Regions from separate parts of the Homo sapiens genome. Here region 1 is linked to region 2. The links are chromatin loops, found by intact Hi-C in ENCODE. Cell type or tissue: endothelial cell of umbilical vein. All regions are shown on one strand.

Region 1 (4,000 bases), 330 kb before region 2:
GCTCAGGCCTCCCTCTGGCTCCCCCTACCCCTGAAGATCTTGTCTGGGACATTCCTTAACCCAGAACCCAGCAGGGATATCAGGGCCTCTTCCCGATGGGGGTGTCTTATCCTGACCCCACCTGCCTCTTCTCAGGTGCTGCTGGCCTTGGAGGTGTCCTAGGGGGTGCCGGGCAGTTCCCACTTGGAGGTAGGGGTGGCCAGCTCTGCTACGTAGTCCTCAGCTCTGTCCCGATCTAGAGGGGGCCTGTCCATCTAGCAGTGGGGACTCCCAGAGCCCATGTCCACACAAGGACAGGAGACTGGGGCTGGTGAGGGCACTTTAGGATTGCAGATGTACTGGGCAAACGGGCAAGCTATAAGGTTGGGGACAGTGCCAGGCTGAGCTCAGGGTTGAGGCCATGAGGTGCCACACCTGGTTGCTAGGTGGCGGCATGTTGTGTTGAGAAAGCCACTCTGGCTGTAGTGAGGGGGATTGGCTGGGCGTGGTGGCTCACGCCTGTAATCCCAGCACTTTGGGAGGCCTAGGTGGGTGGATCACTTGAGGTCAGGAGTTCGAGACCAGTCTGGTCAACATGGTGAAACCCTGTCTCTACTAAAAAAAATGCAAAAATTAGCCAAACGTGGTGGACGCCTGTAATCCCAGCTACTCGGGAGGCTGAGGCGGGAGAATCACTGGAGCCTGGGAAGCGGAGGTTGCAGTGAGCCAAGATCGCACCACTGCACTCCAGCCTGGGTGACAGAGCAAGACCCCATCTCAAAAAAATAATAATAAAATAAAATATAAAAAATTATATAGTGGGGGGGATGGAGAGGAGGTGATCCCAGACAGAGGTCTTGGGTGAGCCAGTGCAGGCAGAAAGTGATGAGGCTGGAGTCAGTTTCCACCCCTACCAACCCACCAACCTGAAATCTCTCCTGCAGGAGTGGCAGCAAGACCTGGCTTCGGATTGTCTCCCATTTTCCCAGGTATGCCAGGCTCCCTGCCCCTGGGCCCTGCCCTGGAGCTGCAGCCACCTCCTCCCTCCTCTCCTGTGCCATCTCCTGCTCAGAAGGGCTGAGCCAGCACCCAGGGGTGGACCCCACAGCCTCAGGTCACACGAGGCTGGACCCCGAGCTGAATGTAGAGCCTCCCCTCCTTCTTGCTGACCTCTTATAAACACAGGGAACATTTGCTTTTTAAAAACACAGTTCATGGCCAGGTGTGATGGCTCACACCTGTAATCCCAGCACTTTGGGAGGCTGAGGAGGGCAGATCACCTGAGGTCAGGAGTTCAAGACCAGCCTGGCCAACATGGCGAAACCCTGTCTCTATTAAAAATACTAAAATTAGCCGGGTGTGGTGGCTCACGCCTGTAATCCCAGCCCTTTGGGAGGCCAAGGCAGGTGGATCACGAGGTCAGGAGATGGAAACCATCCTGGCTGAAACGGTGAAACCCCGTCTCTACTAAAAATACTATAGTCTTCTTTTTTTTTTTGAGATGGAGTCTTGCTCTGTTGCCCAGGCTGGAGTGCAGTGGCACGATCTTGGCTCACTGCAACCTCTGCCTCCTAGGTTCAAGCGATTCTTCTGCCTCAGCCTCCCAAGTAGCTGGGACTACAGGCATACACCACTACGCCCAGCTAATTTTTGTATTTTTAGTAGAGACGGGGTTTCACCATATTGGCCAGGCTGGTCTCGAACTCCTGACCTCGTGATCCGCCCGCCTCGGCCTCCCAAAGTGCTGGGATTACAGGAGTGAGCCACCACGTCCGGCCGTCTCTACTAAAAATACAAAAAATTAGCCGGGCATGGTGGCGGGCACCTGTAGTCTCAGCTACTCGGGAGGCTCACGCAGGAGAATGGTGTGAACCCGGGAGGCGGAGCATGGTGTGAACCCGGGAGGCGGAGCTTGCAGTGAGCCGAGATTGCGCCACTGCACTCCAGCCTGGGCGGCACAGCAAGACTCCGTCTCAAAAAAAAAAAAAAAATTAGCCAGGTGTGGTGGTGCACGCCTGTAATCCCAGCTACTCTGGAGGCTGAGACAGGAGAATTGCTTGAACCCAGGAGGCGGAGGTTGCAGTGAGCTGAGACTACACCACTGCCCTCTAGCCTGGGTGATGACAGGGCAAGACGATTGCGTCTCAAAAAAAAAAAAAAAAAAAAAAAAAAACCTTCAGAGGCAGATGTCTGTTCCTGCCCCACTCTCTGCTCACTGCCACCAGGTGGCGGTAAGGAGCCATATCTGGCTCAAGCAGGGTTAGGAACTGCTCCGGGCCGCGCTACTAGACAATGGTGCCTTACCTAATACAGACTGATGCCTTGAAACAGGGTTCACCCATCAGACTATTCCCAGGAGGGGGTAGGAATCCTGGGTTTGAGTCCCAGCTCAGACACTATGTGGATAAGACCCTCTCTCCCTCTACTGGGCCTTGATTTACTTATCTGATGCCCTCTCAGATGTATGGGTCCACCCCACTCCCTGAGAGGGCCGTCTCCTGCAGACACTGACTCTCCCTTCATCCCATGTTCCTTGATGGAGCTGCTCTTAGCCTTTCCCCGAAAGGCTTCTTGGAGCAGTGGAGCCAGGAGCCAGTGCCAGGCCCCGTCCTTCCCCAGCCAGGCCCCATGACCTGCCCCCTTTTCTGCGAGCGTTGGTTTCATCCAAGTAATATCTTGGGGGCTTCTCCCGCCCCATCTGTCCAGTGGAAGTTGATGGCATGGATCAGGTCTGAGTTTGGCCTGGGGCCATGACTTGGCTTCTCTTGGCTTCTTGGAGCCTCCATTCGAGTGGGTCAGAGCAGGCGGGGATTAGAGCCGAAACTGAGAGGGGCCGGACTCACAGTGATGTGCACCTCCTCCCGTCCAGGTGGGGCCTGCCTGGGGAAAGCTTGTGGCCGGAAGAGAAAATGAGCTTCCTAGGACCCCTGACTCACGACCTCATCAACGTTGGTGCTACTGCTTGGTGGAGAATGTAAACCCTTTGTAACCCCATCCCATGCCCCTCCGACTCCCCACCCCAGGAGGGAACGGGCAGGCCGGGCGGCCTTGCAGATCCACAGGGCAAGGAAACAAGAGGGGAGCGGCCAAGTGCCCCGACCAGGAGGCCCCCTACTTCAGAGGCAAGGGCCATGTGGTCCTGGCCCCCCACCCCATCCCTTCCCACCTAGGAGCTCCCCCTCCACACAGCCTCCATCTCCAGGGGAACTTGGTGCTACACGCTGGTGCTCTTATCTTCCTGGGGGGAGGGAGGAGGGAAGGGTGGCCCCTCGGGGAACCCCCTACCTGGGGCTCCTCTAAAGATGGTGCAGACACTTCCTGGGCAGTCCCAGCTCCCCCTGCCCACCAGGACCCACCGTTGGCTGCCATCCAGTTGGTACCCAAGCACCTGAAGCCTCAAAGCTGGATTCGCTCTAGCATCCCTCCTCTCCTGGGTCCACTTGGCCGTCTCCTCCCCACCGATCGCTGTTCCCCACATCTGGGGCGCTTTTGGGTTGGAAAACCACCCCACACTGGGAATAGCCACCTTGCCCTTGTAGAATCCATCCGCCCATCCGTCCATTCATCCATCGGTCCGTCCATCCATGTCCCCAGTTGACCGCCCGGCACCACTAGCTGGCTGGGTGCACCCACCATCAACCTGGTTGACCTGTCATGGCCGCCTGTGCCCTGCCTCCACCCCCATCCTACACTCCCCCAGGGCGTGCGGGGCTGTGCAGACTGGGGTGCCAGGCATCTCCTCCCCACCCGGGGTGTCCCCACATGCAGTACTGTATACCCCCCATCCCTCCCTCGGTCCACTGAACTTCAGAGCAGTTCCCATTCCTGCCCCGCCCATCTTTTTGTGTCTCGCTGTGATAGATCAATAAATATTTTATTTTTTGTCCTGGATATTTGGGGATTATTTTTGATTGTTGATATTCTCTTTTGGTTTTATTGTTGTGGTTCATTGAAAAAAAAAGATAATTTTTTTTTCTGATCCGGGGAGCTGTATCCCCAGTAGAAAAAACATTTTAATCAC
Region 2 (4,000 bases):
GGCGTGAACCTAGGAGGCGGAGCTTGGAGTGAGCCAAGATCACGCCGCTGCACTCCAGCCTGGGCGACAGAGTGAGACTCCATCTCAAAAAAAAAAAAAAGAAAAGGAAAGAAAAGAAAATAGCTGGGCGTGGAGCACACGCCTGTGGGTCCCAGCTACTCAGGAGGCTGCGGTAGTAGGATTACTTGGGCCCAGGAAGTGGAGACTCAGTAAGCCATGATCATACCACAGCCTGGGCGACAGAGCAAGACCCTGTCTCAAAAAACAATAAGTAAAAGGCTGAGTGTGGTGGCTGCTCACGCCTGTAATCCCAGCACTTTGGGAGGCCGAGGCAGGTAGATCACCTGAGGTCAGGAGTTCGAGACCAGCCTGGCCAAGATGATGAAACCCCATATCTACTAAAAATACAAAAATTATCCAGGTATGGTGAAGCACGCCTGTAATCCCAGCTACTTCAGGCAGGAGAATCACTTGAACTAGGAGGTGGAGGTTGCAGTGAGCCAAGATCGTGCCATTGCACTCCAGCCTGGGCAACAAGAGTGAAACTCTGTCTCAAAAATAATAATAGTAATAAACACAATTTTAAAAAATAACAAATGGCAAGACCTAACAACACAGGACAGACTTCCAGCATGGCGATCACCCCATCATAGCTGGGGAGCCCCTGCCCCCTTCTGATGGGCGTGGGCCCCCTGAGTCTCCTGGGGAGGCCCCACTTTCCCTTCATTATTTTTCTTACTCCCAATTCCCCAGCCCCTGTAAGCATTTGCTTTTTTTTTTTTTTTTTTTGAGACGGAGTCTTACTCTGTTGCCCAGGCTGCAGTACAGTGGCGCGATCTCAGGTCACTGCAACCTCCACCTTCTGGGTTCAAGCGATTCTCCTGCCTCAGCCTCCCGAGTAGCTGGGATTACAGGCGCCCATCACCATGCCCAGCTAATTTTTAGTAGGGACAGGGTTTCACTGTGTTGGCCAGGCTGGTCTCCAACTCCTAACCTCAAGTGATCTGCCTGCCTCTGCCTCCCAAAGTGCTGGGAGTACAGGCATGAGCCACCGCACTGGGCCCAGCATTTGCATTTCTTTTTTTTTTTGAGATGGAGTTTTGCTCTTGTTGTCCAGGCTGGAGTGCAGTGGCACAATCTCTGCTCACTGCAACCTCCACCTCCTAGGTTCAAGTGATTCTCCTGCCTCAGCCTTATGAGTAGCTGGGATTACAGGCATGTGCCACCATGCCCGGCTAATTTTGTATTTTTAGTAGAGATGGGGTTTCTCCATGTTGGTCATGCTGGTCTCGAACTCCCGACCTCAGGTGATCCACCCGCCTCAGCCTCCCAAAGTGCTGGGAATACAGGTGTGAGCCACTCTGCCGGGCCCAGCATTTGCATTTCAACCCAAGTTAAAGGAATCTCTTTGAAGCACAGACATCCTTTTGTAAAAGAAGAAATGCTACCTCCTTTCCTTCTATACAGATTAAGAGTTGCTCTAGCTACATTTGCTACAAATCTAACACCTTTCTAGAAACTGTAGCCCTGCCCAGGAAGGAAACAGATGCGATGAGGCAATCTAGGAATTTTCCAGAACAACACTGCCCTCTGCAGATGCAGCCTGTGTTTTTCCAGTAGGAACAAACCAGCCAGGACCCTGGCCAGGGTTCCAGGGCTGCCCTCCCTCCCCTGTCTCCCATCCTAAGTGGAAAAGTTATTATTGGTGCCCTGCCTGGTCTCACTTTCTCCGAGGAAGCTTTCCGCCCTATCTCAGCCGCAGGATGCCCCTCCGCTGAGTCTCGATAGAACTTCCTGGAGTTTTGGGTCTTTATCCATTGTCTCTGAATTTTCCCTGTCATCTGAAGCCACATTTCCTCTTTCCCAGAGGGCCTCATCCCCGTCTCCCTGCTGTCAACAGCTGTCAACAGCCTCCTTCCATCCTTCAGCTCTCATCAGTTATGAGATTCCTCCCTTCTGGGATACCTTCTTTTTCTTCTTATTTTTTTTTTTTTTTTTTTTTTGAGATGGAGTTTTGCTCTTGTTGCCCAGGCTGGAGTGCAGTGGCACAATCTCTGCTCACCGCAACCTCTGCCTCCTGGGTTCAAGCAATTCTCCTGCCCCAGCTTCCCAAGTAGCTGGGATTACAGGCATGCGCCACCATGCCGGGCTAATTTTGTATTTTTAGTATAGATAGGGTTTCTCCATGTTGGTCAGGCTGGTCTCAAACTCCCGACCTCAGGTGATCCACCTGCCTCGGCCTCCCAAAGTGCTGGGAGCACAGGCGTGGGCCACCGCCCCGGGCCCAGCATTTGCATTTCAACCCGAGTTAAAGGAATCTCTTTGAAGCACAGACATCCTTTTGTAAAAGAAGAAATGCCATCTCCTTTCCTTCTATACAGATTAGGAGTTGCTCTAGCTACATTTGCTACAAATCTAACACCTTTCTAGAAACTGTAGCCCTGCCCAGGAGGGAAACAGATGCGATGAGGCAATCTAGGAATTTTCCAGAACAACACTGCCCTCTGCAGATGCAGCCTGTGCCTTTTCCAGTAGGAACAAACCAGCCAGGCCCCTGGCCAGGGTTCCAGGGCTGCCCTCCCTCCCCTGTCTCCCATCCTAAGTGGAAAAGTTATTCTTGGTGCCCTGCCTGGTCTCACCTTCTCCGAGGAAGCTTTCTGCCCTGTCTCAGCCACAGGATGCCCCTCTGCTGAGTCTCGATAGAACTTTCTGGAGTTTTGGGTCTTTATCCATTGTCTCTGAATTTTCCCTGTCATCTGAAGCCACATTTCCTCTTTCCCAGAGCCTGGCCTCATCCCCGTCTCCCTGCTGTCAACAGCTGTCAACAGCCTCCTTCCATCCTTCAGTTCTCATCAGTTATGAGATTCCTCCCTTCTAGGATACCTTCTTTTTCTTCTTCTTTTTTTTTTTTCTGAGACGGAGTTTTGCTCTGTGACCCAGGCTGGAGTGCAGTGGCGCAATCTTGGCTCACCGCAACCTCTGCCTCCTGGGTTCAAGCAATTCTCCTGCCCCAGCCTCTCAAGTAGCTGGGATTACAGGCATGCACTACCACGCCCAGCTAATTTTGTATTTTTAGTAGAGATGGGGTTTCACCATGTTGACAGGCTGGTCTTGACTCATGACCTCAAGTAATCTGCCCGCCTTGGCCTCCCAAAGTGCTGGGATTACAGGCATGTGCTACCACACCCAGCTAATTTTTGTATTTTGAGTAGAGATAGGGTTTTGCTATGTTGGCCAGGCTGGTCTCAAACTCCTGACCTCAGGTGATCTGTCCTCCTCAGCCTCCCAAAGTGCTGGGATTACAGGCATAAGCCACCATGCCTGGCCAGAGATACCTTCTTTTTGGCCAGTTTGCTAAGTCCAGTTCATTCTTCAGGGCTTAGCACATTGTCACCTCTTCCTTGAAGCCTTTCTTGATTGATACAGGCCACCGTGGGCTCCTCCACACTCCTGCAGTGCTTAGGATGGAGGTGGGAGATCAGCTAGGAATGCTTTGGTGACAGTGATGTCACATCCATCAAACAGCAGATTAAAGTAGCAGAGATTTCCTTTTCTTACATAACAAGAAATCTGGAGGTAGCTGTGACTGGCAGTTGGTTCAGGAGCTTAAGATCTCAGTGCCAACACCTTTGCAGTGCTCCCCGCCTCATGATTGCAAGGTGGCTGCTGAAAGTCCAGCCATCACATCATACATCATAGCAGAAAGGAGGAGGAAAGGGAAGGGAGCTGTGCCAGCAGATTTCCACTGTTCTCTACCCGTGGCCACCTAGTAAGGGAGTTTTCCCCTCTGTAGTAGTTGCAGGCAAGGGAAAACGCTAGGGCATAGGGGTGCATGTGCTCCTGCCTATGCCCATGGCAGGCATTACCAATCGATCACTGCACTGTTTCCTGCAGACCCCAAATGTGGCCTCAGAACCATTATCATCATAGTACTCCAGGTAGATCCTGTCAGTTGATTAAGAGGTGACATGGGAGATAAAACCCATTTGACATCAGGTAT

What was found. Peaks named below come from ENCODE experiments on the same cell type or tissue, not always from the same donor. Only the 100,000 strongest peaks of a DNase experiment are listed, where the experiment ranks them.
Region 1: it touches region 2 in a loop (17-fold over the local background); 82 of 110 quality-filtered maps call a loop at or near these places.

What each region holds. Positions count from the first base shown.
Region 1 is chr7:74,065,809-74,069,808 of GRCh38, forward strand. ELN (elastin) reads left to right here. Exons shown (of 33, transcript NM_000501.4): 31 at 136-189; 32 at 924-968; 33 at 2,849-4,000. The coding sequence ends at 2,892. Among named protein-coding and RNA genes, the nearest start is that of ELN-AS1, 5.5 kb to the left of the region's middle. In endothelial cell of umbilical vein, a CTCF peak has its summit at 2,206 (motif pointing right); a DNase peak (open chromatin) is centred at 2,213.
Region 2 is chr7:74,392,265-74,396,264 of GRCh38, forward strand. All of the region lies in intron 13 of CLIP2 (CAP-Gly domain containing linker protein 2), which reads left to right. Among named protein-coding and RNA genes, the nearest start is that of GTF2IRD1, 60 kb to the right of the region's middle. RefSeq lists a silencer at 3,587-3,776. In endothelial cell of umbilical vein, a CTCF peak has its summit at 1,586 (motif pointing left); DNase peaks (open chromatin) are centred at 1,577 and 2,497; H3K27ac peaks cover 592 bases.